Linked DNA regions of Homo sapiens: region 2 is linked to region 1. The links are chromatin contacts, found by Hi-C or POLR2A ChIA-PET in ENCODE. All regions are on one chromosome and are shown on one strand. Each heading gives the region's core, a stretch centred on a gene start or an enhancer-like site at or near the end of the contact. The rest is flanking DNA. Distances are from core to core; before and after follow the strand shown. Region 1 holds the start of SLC27A2 (solute carrier family 27 member 2). Region 2 has its middle 23 kb from the start of AP4E1.

The links. Hi-C counts contacts between places; a loop is a spot of excess contacts on that map. ChIA-PET counts read pairs that join two places held with the same protein, here RNA polymerase II (POLR2A). Pooled maps may share reads with other maps.
Region 2: a pooled map shows a loop between it and region 1 (6-fold over the local background). The contact joins the enhancer-like site here to the promoter of SLC27A2 in region 1. A Hi-C loop is called at or near these places in 1 of 37 single-sample maps with no recorded cell type and 9 of 50 pooled maps. POLR2A ChIA-PET finds 5 or more read pairs at or near these places in 1 of 52 experiments (activated naive CD4-positive, alpha-beta T cell).

The regions. Positions count from the first base shown.
Region 1 is chr15:50,180,309-50,183,860 of GRCh38, forward strand. It overlaps SLC27A2 (solute carrier family 27 member 2), which reads left to right and starts at 1,888. Exons shown (of 10, transcript NM_003645.4): 1 at 1,888-2,597. The coding sequence starts at 2,120. It also overlaps a transcript of ATP8B4 not described here. RefSeq lists silencers at 1,780-2,119, 2,390-2,489.
Region 2 is chr15:50,883,413-50,887,524 of GRCh38, forward strand. No RefSeq gene overlaps it. Among named protein-coding and RNA genes, the nearest start is that of AP4E1, 23 kb to the right of the region's middle. RefSeq lists an enhancer at 855-974. Within about 2 kb of position 2,544, at least 26 of the 41 ENCODE cell types and tissues checked have a DNase peak (open chromatin) inside an H3K27ac peak, as active enhancers do.

The DNA.
Region 1 (3,552 bases), core at 638-3,137:
TGAGAACAGAGGAGGTGCAGAGGAGAAATAGTGAAAGCAAAACTAGATCCAGGTGTCAGCATTTAAAATCCTTGATGTCTTAGCCCCGGACTCTCCAGTTACTACTTAAATTCCTGTTTCTGCTTCAGCTAGCTTGGGTCTTGTTTTCTTTTACTTGTAACTGAGGTTAAAGTGATCCTCAGAATAAGAGGGGAAAAAGTGGACCCTTGTGGTAATCTAGCACTCTGGGTAGACAGTAGCTGTTCAAGGAAAAGAGAAGAGGGGTGCAGGTGGCTACACAGAAGCGATTAGCCATCAAGGGACGAGGGTGGCATTGGGATGAAAAAGGAAGGGCTGGCTCTGAGCTTCACCATGAAAGAAGTGCACATGAGAATGGTTTCTGTCGGGCCCTCACTTTGGTTAATTCTACTGCTTTCTCCTCAGGGATGATGAAGGCCCCCAGCTCATCCCCAGGGAAATGATGCAACCAGGTAGCTGGATCAGAAATGAAAAAGTCAGGAAAAGGGAAAGGTTGCTTGCGCAGTTACTAGGGATACGAAAAGGAGGCTAAAAAACGGCAGGGGGTGGCCTGGAGGGAATGTGAAACATTTTTGTGTGTTTTACACACACCGAAAAAAAAAGAGGACATGGACAGAAACCTAGAGAATAGGAGGACAGCATAGTATAGTTACTAAGAATAAGCTAAGAGTTGGTTCCCCGGGACCAAACAGATACCATTTCCAAAACCCACGAATTACTTACCGGCTGTCTCAATTCACCTAAGCTTCCCTTTCTTGTCTGTAAATGAGCATGAAAGTGCCACCTGTATAAAATAACTCAGGCTCCCAAAATGTAACATAGGGAAGCTCCTAGCAGCGTGTCTGGGAGGAATAAGCATTATCTGTATTTATCGTATCAAATTAAGATAGAGGAACACAGGAGGACAGTAGAGGATGAAAATAAAACACTACTTAGATCCTGACCCTCCTCAGTGGCAAGTAGTGAGCATTCACTTCGTACAGAAGTAGCACTAAGGCAAATTAAAAGAAAGGTTCACATTTCCTCTAAAAGAAATGGTTTTTGAGTCATGCCAATACCACTTACTCAATGTCCTCTGTACTATACTATTCTCTGACAGAGCCACTTATTAAATGTGTGAACTGTGCTGACAACACTTGACAACTTTCAACATGAGGGAACAGCAGGATCACTTAACAGAACAAAATCGTAAAATAATGTCAAAGCTTGATTTCAGGTGGTGCGGTGTAGCACTGCTCTTCACGAAATCAGGACTCCCCCGACCAGGCAGGGCCGACTAGGTTAGAGTGTCCTGCCCTCACTCACCTGGCAGGGCTTGGGATGAGCTGGACGTGACTGCCACAGGCATTTCTGTTCAACCTTGAAGCCTTCGCTACAGGAGACCGCCTGGCAGTCGGGCTGGGAAGCAAATCTGAGAAACAAAGAGAGACCAGGCGGAAAGCCCTTGGGACCAGGAAGGAGAGATGAGATTCTGGTTTGGCAGTGGCACCTGGTACCCGCTATTAATAAATAATAGGACTGTCTGACATTTATAAGGCACTTTATCGGTAATAACAGTGTCATCTCCATAAGCCATTCTATTAGTGGTAACAAATAATAGCCCCACGCCTGCAATATCTCCTTTAATATTCCCAACGTCCGCTAAGCGCGTCTCATCACCATTTAAAGAAACCGTGGCTCCTAGAGGTAAAGTACTTCGGTCACAACGCGAGGAGGTCCAGACTTGACCCCAGACCTCCAGACTCGAGCTGGGAAGTGGCCGAGGCTCCTGGTGAGCCGCAGGGCAGCCTGCCCAGCCCCGGGAGGACCGCGTGGGAGGGCCGGGAGAGCAGGTGGCTGCCCCCCACAAGGGGGCGGGCTCAGCCGGCCAGTCCTGCCCGGAACCCCCGGCAACGCGCATACGACTACACCTGCTCCGGAGCCCGCGGCGGTACCTGCAGCGGAGGAGCTCTGTCTTCCCCTTCATCTCACGCGAGCCCGGCGTCCCGCCGCGTGCGCCCCGGCGCAGCCCGCCAGTCCGCCCGGAGCCCGCCCAGTCGCCGCGCTGCACGCCCGGGGTGAACCCTCTGCCCTCGCTGGGACAGAGGGCCCCGCAGCCGTCATGCTTTCCGCCATCTACACAGTCCTGGCGGGACTGCTGTTCCTGCCGCTCCTGGTGAACCTCTGCTGCCCATACTTCTTCCAGGACATAGGCTACTTCTTGAAGGTGGCCGCCGTGGGCCGGAGGGTGCGCAGCTACGGGAAGCGGCGGCCGGCGCGCACCATCCTGCGGGCGTTCCTGGAGAAAGCGCGCCAGACGCCACACAAGCCTTTTCTGCTCTTCCGCGACGAGACTCTCACCTACGCGCAGGTGGACCGGCGCAGCAATCAAGTGGCCCGGGCGCTGCACGACCACCTCGGCCTGCGCCAGGGAGACTGCGTGGCGCTCCTTATGGGTAACGAGCCGGCCTACGTGTGGCTGTGGCTGGGGCTGGTGAAGCTGGGCTGTGCCATGGCGTGCCTCAATTACAACATCCGCGCGAAGTCCCTGCTGCACTGCTTCCAGTGCTGCGGGGCGAAGGTGCTGCTGGTGTCGCCAGGTGAGCCCCGAGGATCGCCCTGCCCTGGCACCAGGGCTTCTCGGCGCCTTGACTGACGAGCCACAGCGTGGCATAAGGGGTTCGCAGAGGGAGGTTCAGATCGGAACTGTAGGTATAGAAAAAGGTTGGCAGTGTTTCCTTGAATCGCAAATAATGATCTTTTAGGACCACCTGTTGTGGAAGCTGATAATGTGCTAGGTTCTGTGTTAAGCACTCTACAGGCAGTGTGGTTTTTAATCCTCACAATGGGTAGGCTTTGTTATAGGACTTTTATAGATGAGACCACTGAGGTCCTGAGAGGTGAAGCCTCATGCCCAGCCATCTATCTCCAAATTCCAAGCTCTTAATCAATACTTATAACATCTGCATTAAAATGCAGAGGATCTTGAGTGCGAACTCTAGTGGATCCAGAGGGGCTCTTCTCACCTCTGCTGCTTGACTGGCTGTGTGATCATGGGAAAGTCACTTCTCCTCTCTGTCCCTTGGTTTGCTCCTCTCTAATGAGGCAGGCTTCAATGTTGCTTCCAGCTCTCAACTGCTGTTAGCATCCTGTCCCCTCCCTGCAGAACAAAGGTGACCCCACCTGATCCCCAGGGAGAAGATACTGGGGATCTGCTACAGGACCGTTGTGAGCCCCCACTGCATCTATCACAATAGTGACCCTTTCAGTTCTGTGGTTAGCTCCTGCCACATTTCAGCCAGACTTGAAACAGTAACTTAAGTGATGACAAGGTCAGGAAGTGACAGAGAACCTGTTACTCACAGGGCTGATGGCTTTCCCCTCCCAGAGAGCTTGTCTCTGCACTTGAATAAGGACCAAGGGTTCCTTCTCTCAGTCAGTAAGAAGAGGCCTACACAGGAGTGGGCTGAAAGACCTGGGTGACAGGGTAGGGGTCGAGGGAGCCGAGGAGCCTCAGCTTTCTAGAATGCATTTCTGTGCTAAGCCCTATAGTAG
Region 2 (4,112 bases), core at 1,294-3,793, 700 kb after region 1:
ATTTTTAGTAGAGACGGGGTTTCACCGTGCTAGCCAGGATGGTCTCGATCTCCTGACCTCGTGATCTGCCCGCCTCGGCCTCCCAAAGTGTTGGGATTACAGGCGTGAGCCACTGCGCCTGGCCAGCAGCTAGATTTATTTAAGTGTGCTCTATGATGTTTGCACAACAAAGAATCACCCGGTTCCAGGTACCGGTCCCTGGCCTGTTAGGAACCAGGTCACACAGCAGGAGGTGATGGCAATGGCGGTGAGCAGGAGGCGGGCATTACTGCCTGGGCTCCACCTCCTGTCAGATCAGTAGCAGCATTAGATTGTTATAACAGTGCAAACCCTATTGTGAACTGCACATGTGAAGGATCTAGGTTGCATGCTCTTTATGAGAATCTAATACCTGATGATCTGTGGTGGAAGTTTCATCCCAAAACCATACCTCACCCTTCCAGTCTGTGGAAAAATTGTCTTCCACAAAACTGGTCCTCCCCTGGTGCCAAAGGGGTTGGGAATCACTGACCTAATTACATATTTCTCATAACGTATCCCTGTCTTTAAGTGATACATGACTGTACTTGACTCCTGAACTTTTTGGGGAGGCAGGAGTGTATGTGTGTGGGGAGGTGCACATGCTTCAGCGGTGGGGTTGGTGGGAGGATGCACCTGTCTAGTGGGCAGGCTAGTCCAAGAAGGTTGCAAAAAGGGCTGAGCATGCTCAGTTCCTTCCTCAGTGGTTCAGTCAGATGAGTCACTCCTTCCTTGGGGAGAACTGAGAGGGGAAATAGCAGGAAGCTAAATGCTGTCTTCACAATTCTTCTGAAGTGGAAGTTTCTATTTTATGGACCTGGGAGAGGGAGAAAATGGCTTCCCCAACAACACTGCTCTTAGCAGTACAGATGGTCCCCAACTTAAAATTTTTCGACTCTACCAGGTGCAAAGTGATATGCATTCAGTAGAAACCATACCTTGAGCACCCATACAACCATTTTGTTTTACTTTCAGTACAGTATTCAATAAATTGCATGAGATATTCAACGCCTTAATATAAAATAACTCTAGGCTAACATAAGTGATCTGAGACTTTTAAGGTAGGCTAGTCTATGATGTTCAGTAGGCTAGGTGTATTAAATACATTTTCCGCTTATGATATTTTCAACTTATGATGAGTTTTTTGGGATGTAACCCTACTGTAAATCAAGGAGCATCATCTGTATGTAACACCTTGCTCTTAGCAGTATAGAAGGACTACTGATGCAATTAATTCTGTCATATGATCTACGTAGTTTTTGAAGTTTTGATTCTCGTTAGTATATTAGTACAGGGCTGGGCGCGGTGGAGTATAGCCTCAGGCTTCAACAGTACTATCACTTCTTTGGAATGTTATTTAGTTTCTTTTTAACTTGATTCATTTTTGATCCCTTGGTCAGTTCCCATAATGCTCTGGATCAGGGCCTGCTTGAATATTAAATTCCCATTGTTTCCTTCTGGGAAGGTCTCTGCTTATCCAATCTGGAGCCTATCTTTCTTCCTTGTCCTGGATCTGGTAGACTATTGAGAAAAGTCCTTACAAAGATTTCCTGGGAACTGGATTTTTAAAATGAGTGCATGTGGGAAAATACTCTCCAAGTGCAAAGGGGACTCTGTTTTTACCTCTACTTATATTTCCAGCTCCTCGGGGAAAATAAAAGTATTACAGGTCAAATCTCTTTACAAGTAGCTCAACTTGACTGTCTAAATATGTGGTATGGAGTAGAGTTTTATTTCATGGATTACTGCTTGCACTAGGTTAGACATAAACTGGGCTGTGGAGAACTTTTGGTTAAATAGAGATTTTCATTGCAAAGGTATTTGTTGTAGAGGAATTTACCCAGTAAACAGATATCTTCCAGCTAATGTTTTTACCAGGCTGATTCAGACCGGGTAGCAGGAGCGGGAAAACACTGTGGACACAGTCTGCTGGCTAGCGGTCAAGGCAGAGGCAAGTCTGGCACAGGCAAAAGTCTGTGTGAAATGTGGACCTGAGTCATGAAAGGAGGGGAAGAAACTAGTATGTGTCATTCTGAAAAAGCTCTTCTTAGGGCTCTTTGGGCTGTAACCACTGCCTCTCTCCATAGAGAGTCACAGGGCCTCACTTGGCTCTTCCTGCTGCATTTTCAGACTTAAAAGGAAGCCACCGGCCGGGCGTGGTGGCTCATGCCTGTAATCCCAGCACTTTGGGAGGCCGAAGCGGGCGGATCACGAGGTCAGGAGATCGAGACCATCCTGGCCAACACAGTGAAACCGCATCTCTACTAAAAATACAAAAATTAGCCGGGCATGGTGGCGCATGCTTGTAATCCCAGCTACTTGGGAGGTGGAGGCAGGAGAATCCCTTGAACCAGGGAGTTGGAGGTTGCAGTGAGCCGAGATTGCGCCACAGCACTCTAGCCTGGCGACAGAGTGAGACTCCGTCTCAAAAAAAAAAAAAAAAAAAGGAATCCACCTTCAGGCAAATTCCCTCCGCCTCTCAAGAAAGATAATAAAACAAAATGGAGAGTCCTCGTCTCTAAAAAACCTGGGTCAGGTTTTGAATGAACGCAGTACCGTGACCCAGCATTAGGGGCTAGGAACGTCCACAGTCACGACTGAGGCTTGCTGCTCTGGCGCCCCCTTGGGCATGAGAGTGGAACTGTATACAAAGTTGCCTAAATCCCCACTGCTGCAGTCCCCAGAACACCACCCAGTGTCTCTTTTTCTAGGCCTTTCTCAGCCTGGAGAGTTTCCTAACTTTTTGCCATTCCCAAGGTTTTTCTCTGACCACCACCAAACCCTTCTCAATCTACTAATTTTTCTAAACAAATTATTTTATCTTTCTAATTCTGCATGCATCTCTAGTCACTAAGCCCCAGAAAGATCCTGTAGCAAGCTGTCAATCAATAATAAATTAGCATTTCTGAAATTCATGAGACTTTTTCTTAGTTTTATTGAAATATATTTTATGTACCATAAGACTTCACCCATTATAAGTGTACAGTGAATAATTTTTAGTAAATTGATAGCTTTGTGCAACCACTGTCACAATCCAGTTTTAGAACATTTCTAACACCCAGAAAATTACTTGTGAGAATGTGCAGTCAAAAAAAAAAGAAACAAAACAAACAAACAAAAAGAGAATTTGCAGTCAATCCTCACTTGTTACCTTCAGTTTCAGACAACTACTGATCTGCTTTCTGTCTCTAAAAATTTTCCTTTCCTGGTCATTTCATATAAATGAAATCATACACTATACAGTTTTTTGTGACTGGCTTCTTTCACTTAGCATAATGTTTTCAAAGTTCACCCATGTTGTAGCATGTGTCAGTACTTCATTCCTTTTTATGGCTGAATAATAGTCCATTGTATATAGATAAACTACATTTTGTTTATTCATTCATCAGTTGATGAACATTTGGGTTGTCTCCAGTTTTTGGCTATTATGAATGATGTTGCTATGAACATTTCTATACAAGTGTTTGCATGAATATATGTTTTCATTTCTCTTGGGTAGATACTTAGTAGAATCGCTGAGTTGTATGGCAAATCTATTTAGCTTTTTAAGAAACTGCCAAACAATTTCACAATGTGGCTGTTCTATTTTATATTCTCATCAGCAATATGTGAAGGTTTTCCCATAACTCCTCCATCACTAGGTATTGTCTGACTTTTTGGTTATAGCTTAGTGGGTGTGTTAATGCTATCTTATTGTGGTTTTGACTTGCACTTCCCTCATGACTAATGATGTTGCGCATTTTATCAAGTGATTATTAGCCATTTACATATCCTCTTTGGTGAAATGTCTATTCAAATGTTTACTTCATTTTAAAATTAGATTATTAGTCTTCTTATTACTAAGTTATGAGTTCTTTGTATATTTTGGATATAAGCCCTTTATCACATACATCAGTTATAAATATTTTCTTTCAGTCTACATCTTTTCAATTTATTATGGATGTCTTTTAAACCCAAAAGTTTTAATTTTGATAAAATCCAATTTGTCAGCTATTTTTGTGAACTGTGCTTTTGATGTCATATTTAAGAACTCTGCCTAGCCCAAGGTCATAAAGATTTTCTCCTGTGTTTTCTTTTTTAATATGAAACTCTAT